Linked DNA regions of Homo sapiens: region 2 is linked to region 1. The links are chromatin contacts, found by Hi-C in ENCODE. All regions are on one chromosome and are shown on one strand. The core of a region is the stretch at or near the end of the contact, and the rest is flanking DNA. Distances in the headings are between cores, read along the strand shown. Region 1 overlaps MAMDC2 (MAM domain containing 2). Region 2 overlaps TRPM3 (transient receptor potential cation channel subfamily M member 3).

Region 1 (6,741 bases), core at 2,201-4,700:
GGTGAATTTCCTATCACATTTCATGATGTCTGGGAACACTGGAAGAGAACTGCTTCAGGATATTAATGTCCCAGCATTATTAAAGCAGAGCAGCTGAGAGCAAAGTAGAAATAGAAAGGTCATTAATTACTGACAAGATAATCAACACATTATAGAGCAGATTAAGGTGGCTTTGTACACAGAACAAGGAAAATTATACTGTCAAGTGGAATAAGTTTTCATGTCAAAGAATAAGGAGCTAAGTATGGAAAAGGAACCTACTCTTGAGTTTTTCAAGCTAAACTCAGCATCATTTGTGAGTTCATGAATTCTACATTGCTTTAAATATGAGTAAGGCAGGCTGAGATACTCTTGTTTTCCTTCTGTTTCATTTCCTTTCAGTTATTTGTTGAGACCTTCTGTGTTTCATGCCAACTTATGAGAAAATTACTGGGAAGATAGATTAGCACAACTGGTAGTTGCTGACACATACTTTACACGAACATAGTGTTTATGTCAGTCCATTCTTTCGTGAGTTTTCTGAGTAATTTCATGGAACATTGTTGGATCAGCAATTTGTTCTCCCAGCAATATGGAGACATCCGAAAAGACAGACCAGGCATTCTTTCCCTATAGTTTTACTAATAAGCTTAATTAGGCAAACATTTATTCCAAAGTTTGTTTATGAACCTGAAAATACCACTTCCCTTCCCCACTTCCAAACTTCTATCTTGTGAATATTTCACAGCCGTACAGTCATTGCATTTTAAAGAAATATTTTCCCAAATTCTAGGTGATGCCACATTATTTTTTGATGCTCGCATTGAGATTCTCTGGGGATCCTCTGGTTTTCTGAGCTCATAGACCAAATAAGTATTTGCTGGCCTCTAGAGCTATAAGCTCAACTCATGCAATTAGAAATTGACAATTCACACATTAATAAAGACTCTCTAATTTCACCAGAGGAAACATACCTTATTTCCTTTTGCATAGATATGCCTACCTTTCCCTCCTCCTCTTATATGTCTTTCTCTGGATATTTTCTGCACTATCTGTTTAGTACTTACTTCTAGTAGAAGTCTCTCTCCAGTGAGTCCACAAATCACTTCCCTCTGGCATATCCCACCACATCACTGACAGTCCATGAGCATTTACTTTTGTTTAGTATCAGGTTACATGTTTATCTATACGATGCTCAAAGATAAATTACTATTTGTGGCCCTCCCATTTCATCTCAATCTTCAAACCAAGACATTTGGTTCTGCTTTATTCAAACGAGGAATGCCACATAAACAAATCTGAAAGGCAAATGTCAAGTCAGAGGGGGAAAAAAAGGTTGCAACATATGCAACAAAGTCTTAATACATTTAAAATAAATATATAAATCTAATAAATCAATAAGCCAAAGGTAAACTAAGCAATAGGAAAGCGGATAGGATATATACAGGCAAATCAGAAAAAAAGAAATATAACCAGAAAATAAATGCACAAATATACCCAACCTCATTATAATCAAAGACATTATGTTTTTAGACAGGGTCTTACTCTGTCACCCAGGCTGGAGTCCAGTGGTGTGATCATAGCTCACTGTAACCTTGACCTCTGCAAGGTCAGGTGATCCTCCCACCTCAGCCTCCCAAGTAGCTGGAAGTACAGGTGTGCACCATCATGTACAGCTAATTTTTGCATTTTTTGTAGAAATGTGGTCTCACTATTACCCAGCTTGTCTCAAACCCCTGGGCTCAAGCGATCCACCCATGTATGACCTCCCAAAGTGCTTTACAAGTGTTAGCCAACACACCCAGCCAAAGAAATCTTAAAAGTAATGAAATAATACATTTGTCTATCAAAATATTTTAAAAACATAATACCCTGGAGTATGATGTTTGTATTAATTGCTGTATTTATACTGTACACTGTTTGTATTGTTCAATTTATGAATTAAAACATAAATCTTTCACTTTAGATGCAAGTATAAATATATATACCCATTTATATATATACATATATGCATATTTGGGTCTAAAGTGAAATATTTATTTTTAAATATATATAATATGTACATATATACATATAAATGTTTTCTGGTCTAAGTGAAAGATTTATTTTTCAATATATGTACTATACATATGTATACATATTAATGTTTTCTAAAGTGAAAAAATTTTTAATTGATAATTGAATAAATACATTCAAATGTACTTATATATGTATATACAGTCATGTATCACTTAATGATAAGGATACATTCCAAGAAATGTGTTTGTTAGGCAATTTTGTCCTTGTGAGGATATCATAGAATATTTATACAAACCTAGATGGTATAGCCTACTACACACCTAGACTGTATGGTATAGCCTACAGATCCTGGGCTTTAAACCTATACAGCATGTTATTGTATTAAATAATGGCAACAGTTACAACACAATGGTAAGTATTTTTGTATCTAAACATATCTAAAGAGACAGAAGTACAGTAAAAATATGGTAGTATAATCTTATGGAACTACCATTGTACATGCAGTCCATCATTGACTGGAATGTCATTATGCAGTGTATGACTGTATATGTATATATATAAACATATATGTGTGCATGCATAATACACACACACACACACACACACACACACACACGTATAACATTACCCTGGAAAGGTGAGGATGCAAGGAAATAAGGATTATCATGTGCTCTTATATGAGGGTAAATTGGCACAATGTTTTAATAACAATTTAATTACATGAATAAAAAAGGAAGCGCTCAAACATGCATACTTTATTACATAACAATTCTACATCTAGGGATTTATCATAAGGAAATAATCATGGTTATGCACAAAGATTTAGCTATAATCGTTCATTCCAGTAATATTTATAATACTGAGAGAGTGGAAACTACCATATTGTCTGTTATTAGGAGTTGGTTAAATAAGTGTGGCATAGGTTAAAAAGGGGTAAGAGTTATGTAAGCTTTAAACTGCAGCTCTTCTTCACTTCATGGATCTACACTTTGGCTTGGGAATCAATGAAAATCAGGCTAATTGCCTCTATGTCTCAGAGGTGGGTAGGGCAAAGTCAGCATTCTTATTAGCAAAGGATTGCTAAAAGTGCTTGCTGTCTTCTTCAGGCCCAGGAGGGGTTCATCTAGAGCAGAGTGAGCCCTTGAGAGGCAAGAGGAGGACCTAGATTCTTCCTTTTTGCTGTTTGTGGATTGCATTCTATAAATCTATCTTCTGGCAGGACTGACGTTTTTGTAACTCCAAGTGAGCCACAACAATGACTCCAATTATAATGCCTGTCCTTGGACATGACAATTAAATTGGTCTTTACATTTTATTACATTACATTTGTCAGGGCAGTGTTTGACCAGGAGAACTCCCTATGGGAGGTGGGCCAGAGAGAAACCACATTGTATTTTTAGCCCAGCACTGATTTTTTTTACACAAAATCACAGGCAGCCCGGAGGCCTATTAGAAATCACCAGACTGGCTGGGCACGGTGACTCACACCTGTAATCCCAGCACTTTGGGAGGGTGAGGCAGACAGATCACTTGAGGCCAGGAGATCAAGACCAGCCTGGCCAACATGGTAAGACCCTGTCTCTACTAAAAGTAAAAAAATTCGCAAGGCATGGTGGCGCATGCTTGTAATCCCAGCTACTCAGGAGGCTGAGACACGAGAATCCCTCGAATCCAGGAGGGAGAGGTTGCAGTGAGCCGTGATTGCGCTACTGCACTCTAGCCTGGGCAACAGAGGGAGACCCTGTCTCCAGAAAAAAAAAAGAACAAAAAACAGAAGTCACCAGATGGTCACCTGCCCTCTTGAGGAGTACATGTAAAAATCAGGAAGGCATTTGCACCTATTTTCCTTCAGTGATAATGAAAGCTTTATGGGGTAATTAAATATAATAATGTCTTCATTATTAGGGTGGGGAATTAGAGACTAAAACATTAAAAATGATGTCATCTTAGCTTTGTCTAATGTTCATTTTTTTCAGAGGTTTTTCTCATTTATTTTCCACTTGCATCTTCAACATTAATTGTGTAGGATTAGTCTTCTCTGTCCCACCATGAAAAGAACATGAACTTTGCAATCAGACACACTTTGCTCTCAAAACAAGGGGGAAAAGTGAAAATGGGTGCAAGTGAAGATAAGGGTGTAGATGTGGATGTCGGAGAAGCTGTGAGCATTCTTTCTGGGGGGCCTACATTTTCAGCGCAGAGCAGGGCAGTGATGTCTTCGGCTAAGGGTGAGAAGGACGTGGCTGAGGTGAGGGAAGAGCTGCTGTGGAAAGGAGGAGATACTATGGCTGGTTCGACATTAGCCAGTTCTGAAAATCAGCCACAATCTATGTAAGAGTCAGGCTCCTGTGCTGAGTTACCAAAATACTCCATCAACAAACGTAAGGCAAAATGACAGGAAGCTTGTTGTAAACACAAGTCAAAGAAATGTTTGGTCCCATGCTATTAACTGGGGAGTTGCATCATGTCTCTCAGAATCGTATTTTAAGATACCTAAAGCAAAATAGGGAAAATGAGGGGGCTGTATAATGAAATACATTCTATCAGGGATCAGGAAGGGGTGTAATGTTTCATACCCGAGTCTGCAACTGGCTGTTGTGTGAGCTGCTATCACAGGCTCTCTGGACCTGTTCTTCATTCTAAAAAATAGCTGATTCTGTGGTCCCTTCTGGAACCTCCCCTCCCCTTACAGTGGCCTAAAGATCAGAAAATAAAGCAGATTTCTGAAATCTTTGAGTTGAGAGGTTTGGATGTTTACCATCCAAATAGCAATGAAAAAGTTCAGCTACAGGCCTGTATTCTATCACAGTGTGGTCCCTAGCCCAGACCTGAAGGCTCCTGGGAGCAGAAAGACTTTCACACTGAGAAAAGCTGGAAGCTGCTTGATCTCTGTCGCTTGTAAGAGCCAAAAGTTGAATTAAATCAGATGGGTCTTTTAAAAAAGAAAAAACTAACCAGATGGGTCCTTTAAGAAAAAAAGTATTGGTCAGCTAAAAACTTATTTAAAAACACATGGTCATTCTGCCTTTTGTGGGAGATGAAGACCAAATATAGTATCTGCAGCAGGCATGCTTTTGCAATTTTGCAGCTATTTCTCAAAACAGTGCTAGGTTCTAAGAATGCTAAAGCCTCACACTTACTTTTCTAGATAAAGCTTCACTTAGTCTGCCTTCAGGGATTTGTAATAATTTCATCCATTTTGCCAAGTATCTCAATATTGAAATTTTTTAAAAACTCTATTACAACTTATTGTCAAACAGTTAAATGAATGCAATTACATCGTATAGTATATCTTACAGATGTGTCAGTAGCATCTTAATGAAGGGCTCTGGAATTTCACTGACTGGATTATAGTAATTTTGTGAATAATTATGCCACCAACTCTGTAGTTGTCGTAACCAAATTTATCTGTGCAAATGATTTCAAAAGATTTTAACCTCATCAGAAGAAAAGTTAAATTTAACTCAAAATCAAACCGTCTGGGAAATTGTTGAGGTCTACCACTTATAATAAGAACTTAACTAGGTTCATTTTGTGAAAATGGGTAAGTTATGATATTGTTGGCACAGGACTGAAATGTTTCTATCCAAATATAGAAGGCAATTTCTGGAAGCTATCATTTACATGCTAATTATAGGCCTAAATGGGGCCATTCAATTGGTAAAGTAGATGGTGGATTAACCCAACAACCTAGTCTACCATGTCTATCAAGCAGGTCATGGAATCTACTCTAAAAGGCAGTGAAAAAATATTTAATACAGCCAGTGTTTAGTTCTTTAACACAAACAGTCCTTTTGAACTATATAACAAAGATTTGATTTGATTTGACTTCACAGCACCCAACAAAATTTATTTCCTCCATTTCCTGGCAAAATTCTATTCATTATATTTGGTAGTTGTTAAACTATAACATCCTATAAAGTGAAAAGCAATAACCCTGATTATTTTAAAACCTATCTTGATTTGGTTTGAGAACATGAATTCCTGACATACCTGATTCTCTACTTTTTCTTTCCTGGGTACTTTTGTTTTGTTTTGTTTTTTTAAGACAGGATCTCACTCTGTCACCCAGGCTGGAGTGCAGTGATGTGATCACAGTTCACTGCAGCCTCAACCTCCCGGGCCGAGGTGATCCTTCCACCTCAACCTCCTGAGTAACTGGAACTACAGGTGTACACCACCGTGCCCAGCTAATTTTTTATACTTTTAGTAGAGAGGGGGTTTTGCCATGTTGCTCAGGCTGGTCTCGAACTGGCTGCAATCTGCCTGCCTTGGCCTCCCAAAGTGTTGGGAACAGGCATGAGCCATGGCACCTGGACTCGTGGGTACTTTAACCAGGAACTTTTATGAACTTTGACAGGCCTAGGGGCAGTCTGACCCCTTGGACTAACACAACCTTGTAGGTGGGTTTCCACACAGACCTCCTCCTAATCAACCACCCCCCTCAAAAAAAAAAAAAAACTTTAGAAGAGACTTAAAATTATATACTATGAGGAGCATTTGCTCAGTGACCTTTTAGGTTCTGCTGCCTGTCATTATGTTGTTTCTAGAGAGCAGATCATTGTTTTTTTGAAAGGGAGAAAGATGAAAATAAAGAGGAGATTCTATTGTCCTTTAATAATTACAGTTTTCTAAAGCAGGAAATTGGAACAATAAATCCTTGATAATCCAGGGGATGATTATTCAGTTTGGGTATTAGTCCATCTGCCTTGCATTTCTGCTCCTTTACCTTTTGTTTCCAGG
Region 2 (6,741 bases), core at 1,780-4,279, 460 kb after region 1:
GATTTTTATTACATGTGAAGACAGGGTAAGACTTTATAACTTCAGGACTGACAAGGATTTGGGGCAAGACAGAGTACTGGGAAACAAGCTTAAAGTTGAGAGAGCTCATTATAGAAACAATGCATTAGTTTTGAAGTTGAGAATAGAGACAATCCTAGATAATTCTGGCTTAAAACCACTTTACCTAAAGTATACAAATATTAGTTTCAACTACTTGGTTCATTACCTCAAATATCCACTTTACTCAACTATGTAATAATCACAAATGATTGACCTGTAACCAATAGGATTTCTGGAGAAGGTAACTTCCATTCCTTTGTGGACTCCGGCTGGAAAAGTCCCTTGGGTTAATAAAGTTAGATTCCATACTAAGACTTATTGAAGTGTGTATTTTCATCATTGAGTGGAGTAAATCTTTCTGATGGACATGGCACACTAGACTGTGATAGAATTCTATAAATATTGATCATTGACCTCAAGAAACTGAGGTTACATGACATTTGGCTGTCTATAATTTATGTAACATAATTATCATGCCTCTGTTCTGCTTATTTATATGCTTGAGAATCTAATGCTATTTGCGGACACAATGAGATGAGAGTAAAGACAGCCAGAAGGTTTTTAGGCATCTTGGAGAGTGGCATTTTGGGGTAACTTCTGGGGATGGTGACTTTCCCAACAGAGCTATAGACATGTCCTGGGTCTGTGGACTTGTGGGGACTTTATTAGGCAAAGTGGAGACATTTAACCAGCACTGCATTCAAAACAAAAGCAAAAACCTGTTTTGCCTTTATTATTCAGATATATTCCAGCATGAATGCATTTGTAAAAGGCTTGTCTTTCACGGGTTTAAGTAAAGCATTTTTGACATTTCATTAATTCCAGCCTAAGCAGCTTAACTTGTGATTTTGTTTATGTCTTTTCTCTGTATTCAGACATTTCCTTTGACATTCCTTAAAGCAGAATCTAACAGGGTCAAATATAGACAAAACTGCACAGCATGATTTGAGAATCTATGCTGGCTAGACACAGATGTCAAGGCTGAGAAAGTTCTTTTGAGGTGAACTAAACTACTAAAAGCTACAAAAATGGAGTGAATTGAGGTTGATATTTTCGTGTGTCGTTTTGGAAGGGCCAAAGGAAAATGTCCCATTCCAAGAGAGGATATACTGGTTTAACACAGAAGCTCAAATATCAATCCCATAAAAGGAGGGGAAGTGCCAATGAGCTGCACTCTGCAGTTCTGTCCAAGTTCTGTCCACTGACCAGTGCCTGAGCAGTGACAGAATTTGCCATCAGAGTCAAGGGAAGGGTCCACTTTACAGACAACTGCTGTCCAGCCCTGAGTTTGCCAGGCCACATGTCCTTTCCTTCTTTCCTTCTCCCTGCTGTTTCTGCCTGTGGAGAAGAAGCTTGGGCAGCAAAGCTCTTGCAGAACCTTCTACTGGGCTCTTAGTAAACAACGTCAGGGTCTATTCTCTTGTTACTAAACTTTGCTCTTAGTCTAGAGATGCATCTCTTATGGTGGCTTCTTGAAGGATCAGGTTCTCAAAGCTCTAGGCTGAGCAGGGGAAGCTACCTCCCTTTGCTTTCTTCCTTGAGACCCAACCAGAGAGAATGCTGATTCAGTTTCTGGATGTCTTCCTAGGATGTGTGCTGATGTCAGGACTGTGCCACACTTGACTTTGGAGGCTCATTCATCACTTTTGGATTCTTTCTGCTACATGGTGGACCAAATCGGCTGAGTGGCCACACTTGAGACTAGAGAGACATTCTCTCTCACCCTTAACCTATTGTCTAAAAGTGTGGCTGATGGAGTCTATATGCCTGGGTTCTAATCTTAGCTTTGCCATGAACAGGCTGGGTATCCTTGAGCAATTTAACCTCTATGACTGTCAGCTTCCTCATTTGTAAAATGGGGATTAGGACTGGGTGTGGTGGCTCACACCTGTAATCCCAGCACTATGGGAGGCCAAGGCTAGAGGACTGCTTGAAACCAGGAGTTCAAGATTAGCCTGGGCAATCTCTTAAAAAAAAAAAAAAAAAAAGGCCAGGTGTTGTGGTGTGCACCTGCATTCCCAGCTACTTGGGAGGCTGAGGTGTGAGGATCCCTTGAGCCCAGAGGATCCCTTGAATCCCATTGAGGTTACAATGAGCTATAATCACACCATTTTACTCCAGCCTGGGTGACAGAGTGAGACCCTGTCTCTAAAAATAAATAAATAAATAAAATGGGGATAATAATAGTGCCTATCTTGTGGGACTTTTGTGAGGATTCCATTAGTAAGTATGTGTAAAGCACTTAGCACTGTTAAAACAGTATTAGTTCACAGTGTGCCAGTCTCCAATATAAGTAGTTTACAGGCACACTTTTTACACGAGACAACTACTTGTGAGGTAGACAACATTATTGTTCCTGTGTTTGAGGTTATAAAATTGTGCCCAAGGTCACACAGCAAGTAGGTAATGGGGCAGGATTCTGGCTACAGAGCACATGTTCAGCTGAAATATTCCATAAAGATTCAGTATTACTATTGCCAATTTTCTTCTAATGATCAAACTATTATATTCTATTCAGAGGACAAAACTATGGTGAGATTGTTAGGGAAGACAGTCGTCTGTTACAGAGCTGAGCCGACTCCTCCACAGATTTTTATACAAATCCTCAAACTGAAACAAAAGTTGGCCTTTCATTCAGTAAGTCAGGGATTATGTCTGCAAATAGATCTTTAGGAGAAGCCTACTGGAAGCAAATATTGTTTACCTGCAGGAGAAACAATTCACACTGCTGTCCTACTAGGATAATAATGCAAAGGCCTTTTGTCACCTGAGCAAAATTAATTTGTGATTTCACCCCTTATAGCTTCTGGGTCACTACAGCAATGGTCATTGGTGGGGGTGGTGAGGGAGGGTGAGGCATATTGAGAAAGTCCTTATGGAGCTGTTGCTTGATGACTTCCAAGCTATGAAGCCTTGTTTGTCCCTTTAACAGAATGTGATATTTTTAGCCTCTGCACATGAGCCAGTGGCAGTCACGCTGCTCAGGCGGGGGTTGCAAGAAGCTGTCCCATGTCCAGCTGCCCCCTTCCCTCTGCAGAACAAAGCCTCTATGCTCTATAATTATATGAGGAAGAGCTAATAAAAGCTTTGCATACAAACCTCAAAATTCAATTAGTGCTGTAATTGTGAGCCTGACCCTGAAGACAGATACAGGCTTAGCTTCTGATCCGCAGAACAGTACCAGTTCAGTGAAGCCGGCTGCTCTCAAATCATGGATTCCCTTTCCTTCTCTGTGTGCTGAGACAGACACATCATCTGGTTGTTTAAAAAGCTTTGCTTGTTTGGAAAATGTAGAGTGTCTTGCTTTAGAATTTCATTGGTTTGTCCTGCACCACTAGCTGGCTGCAAGACTTCACATATGGGTGGACCCTATGGTCATGCTATTTACACTTTTCCAATACCCTGGTCTCAATACTGAAATGAAAGCACTCCATGATTAAACCTGGTGGAAGGCTGGGAACAGATGTCTGACCTAAGGAGTTACTGAATCTTGAGCATATCGGTGGGACAAGTGGATTAGGAATTCTGCCCATAGAGAATAACTGTGCAATGTTTTCTTACTGTGAGCTCCATGTCCTCTTCCTCTTTTTCCTTTGTGGGCTTCTCTGGTTCTTCTGCCTCCTTCTCTTGGAGGTGGATTTCCTGGGCCTGAGACATATAGGGCATGTCGTCTTTGTTCTTGAACTCCAAGCTGAGAATTGAAGGAGGAAGTAGAATTCCCAGAATTACCTAAAGTAATAATAATGATAATAATAATAATCACATTTAAAGGATTAAGATTAGGGTGGTTGTTTAGAATCAGAGAGCCTGAGGTATGGGGTATAAGAGTGTATGCGTGTGTGTGTGTACACATGCACACACAGTTGTTATATGCTCTGTGGGGGACCTGGACATCTGAGTAACTAACATATTAACATATTAATACTAAGAGGATCATTTTGTCCCATCTAGGAAATATTTTGCACAGCTCAGTCTCATTTTTGGAGGAAAAAAGCATTTTGCCCAAATTTGTCTTACCCAATTAACACCCACTTTGCATGTGGGTAACAGAGGAAAGAGAGACTCTATTTAAGGCAAAAGTGGGAAAGAATTCAGATTTACATTTAGCCATTAGACAGCGCTTGATTTTGACTGTGAAATCAATTCATACATCTGTCCACTGGCATTTTTTTTTTTTTTGCTAATGTGTCAAGTGGAGTGGATTATGTGTTATCTGATTATCTCTGCAAAAAAAAAAAAAAATGCTGTCCTAAGTTGACCTTGAGAGAATACATGTAGGAAAGCATTTAATTCATTTTAGGGCATCTTCCTGGTATTTGCTACGAGAACAGCAGAAACACAAACACACATACACACACACACACCCCCCAGTGGGCTCCGTATGTGCTGAGAGAGTCCCCTTACACACAAGCCCCAGGAGAAGCCAGCGCTGTATTTCTCTCATGTATAAACATCACGCATAAATCTATGCAAGGACACTAAATACGGAAGCCTTTCTTCTGAGAGGGCGGTCTCATTCTTCAGAATGAACAAGTGTGTTTCTGCATGATAATACTGATGTCTGACTGTATTCCCCAAGTCCTCTCTCACCTCTTCTCTCAATCCTAAAACAATTCTGGGGCACAAGACTTCTGAAGATGAACCTCCTTAAAGAAACTGCTCCAAGATGAGGGGCTAAGACTCCTCTGAAGGGTCAGGAAAAATGATCCTGAAGTAATGAGGCAGGAACAGTCCTTGCTTGAATGCCCACAGGGACGCCAAAGTAGTTCAGGGAAAATGGCTGTGAATTCATGATGCTGAATTCTGGGTGCCTGGCCGGCCTACGAAGGCTCAGGTGGCATGCTGGCATCTTCAGGGGACATGACACCCTGTCCTCGGAGCTGAGAGCCAGCATGACTCCCTTCCTAAGGCCGGGCTTGGCGGTCACCAGCAGTGTGGCTATGGAGTGCCCATGACCCACATCACAGAACCTTTCTGTGACTCTAGGCCAAGAGCCCACAGGAAGAGTGGTATGGAGAAGGGGTATTGGTCCCATAAAATGGTGGGTGTCAGGGGCAGGGGTGAGGTTGGGGAGGGGAGGAAATGGGAAATGGGGCCATATAGGTCAAAGGGAACAAAGTTGCAGATATGTAGGATGAGTATGTACCATACAGATGTAATGTACAATACGAGGACTCTAGCTGAAATATTGTACTGTATACTGGAAATATGCTAAGAGAGTGGATTTTAGGTGCTCTTACACACACAGGGAAGGGTAATGAGGCAAGATGATGGATATGTTAATTTGCTTGACTAGAGTGACCATTTCACTATGTATATCAAAACATCATGTTGTGGCTGGGTGCCAGTGGTTCATGCCTGTAATCCCAGCACTTTGGGAGGCCAAAGCGGGTGGATCACTTGAGGTCAGGAGTTCAAGACCAGGCTGACCAACATGATGAAACCCCGTCTGTACTAGAAATACAAAAATTAGCCAGGCATGGTGGCTTGTGCCTATAATCCCAGCTACTCGGGAGGCTGAGGTAGGAGAATCGCTTGAACCTGGGAGGTGGACGTTGCAGTGAGCCAAGATCACACCACTGCACTCCAGCCTGGGTGACAGAGCAAGACCTTGTCTCAAAAACAAAACAAAACAAAACAAAAACCAAAAAACTCTCAAAAAACCCATCTTGTTGTATACCTTAAATTAAAACAAACAAAAAACTCCCCATATTCTTTCAGTCTTCCATCTCCCATTTTTTTCTGTCTTTCTTTTCCTTTTTCAGTTTCACATTTTCCTTGAAAAACACTGAAAAGAACATAAAAAAAGCAAACGCTATACACCATCCTATTTCCCTTAAAAACAGTAACATCTCTTTCACAGTCCATTCAACCTCAAAGGTAACCACTGCGGACAATTTACTATGTGTCCTTCCTGATTTTTATAGGATAATTTATACAGACATAACTATACATAGACACATTAAAAATGGCCTCAGATTATATACAGTGGTCTGTGACTTGTTTTTCTTCATTTAAGAATAGATTAGGATTATCTAGCAATGGCTTTCCAAGTAGATCTATCTCAGTTTTATCTTAGTTTAAAAAGACCTCTCAAGCACATCTGGTAAGAGCCAATGTCTCTATGACATGATGCCAAGGAGGGCCAGGGGTTCAGGCACCCTCTGCAGCGACAAGGTGGCCTAGGTGGGGACTCCTGGTGCAGCTGGCTTTGCTTGTGCAAATGGCAGCCCCTGCAGTACCTGTGCGTGGCCATCCCCTTTGACTCCTCCGAAAAATATTAATGTCCAGGCATCCTCCATAGAGATGCTAATGCAGCAGGACCCAGGGGGAGGCCCCAGCCTCTATATGGAATAAACAAAACCAAGCAACACTCTACAGGATTCTGAGGCACAGTCAGGATTTAGAACCTCCCTCCTGAGATAAGAGGATGCCCAATTCCATGGCAGATTTTGGCTGGGAAAACTCTAACCCACCCGCCGGTCCTCATAGCCAGGAGGGCCTTATTGGGCGCCCTGACCTTGAGGCCTGAGTTCTTGCGCATGCGGAGCCGGCCCATCCACATGTCGGTGAGCAGCATCTGGCTGCACGTGTGCGCGATGAAGTCGCGGTGTTTGGCAGCCACGGCAAGCTGCAGGCACGTGGCGTTGCTCCAGTTCTTCAGCTCATACGTCAGCAGTT

What was found. A loop is a pair of places that touch in the nucleus more often than their neighbours do. Pooled maps may share reads with other maps.
Region 2: a map of GM11168 shows a loop between it and region 1 (3-fold over the local background). The contact joins two enhancer-like sites. A Hi-C loop is called at or near these places in 2 of 168 maps with a recorded cell type or tissue (GM11168 and sigmoid colon), 1 of 37 single-sample maps with no recorded cell type and 9 of 50 pooled maps.

The regions. Positions count from the first base shown.
Region 1 is chr9:70,156,466-70,163,206 of GRCh38, forward strand. All of the region lies in intron 9 of MAMDC2 (MAM domain containing 2), which reads left to right. It overlaps MAMDC2-AS1 (MAMDC2 antisense RNA 1), which reads right to left. Exons shown (of 4, transcript NR_040076.1): 3 at 1,047-1,277. Among named protein-coding and RNA genes, the nearest start is that of MAMDC2-AS1, 16 kb to the right of the region's middle. Within about 2 kb of position 3,451, at least 2 of the 41 ENCODE cell types and tissues checked have a DNase peak (open chromatin) inside an H3K27ac peak, as active enhancers do.
Region 2 is chr9:70,612,287-70,619,027 of GRCh38, forward strand. It overlaps TRPM3 (transient receptor potential cation channel subfamily M member 3), which reads right to left. Exons shown (of 26, transcript NM_001366145.2): 17 at 6,581-6,741; 18 at 3,622-3,789. Among named protein-coding and RNA genes, the nearest start is that of MIR204, 190 kb to the right of the region's middle. Within about 2 kb of position 3,030, at least 8 of the 41 ENCODE cell types and tissues checked have a DNase peak (open chromatin) inside an H3K27ac peak, as active enhancers do.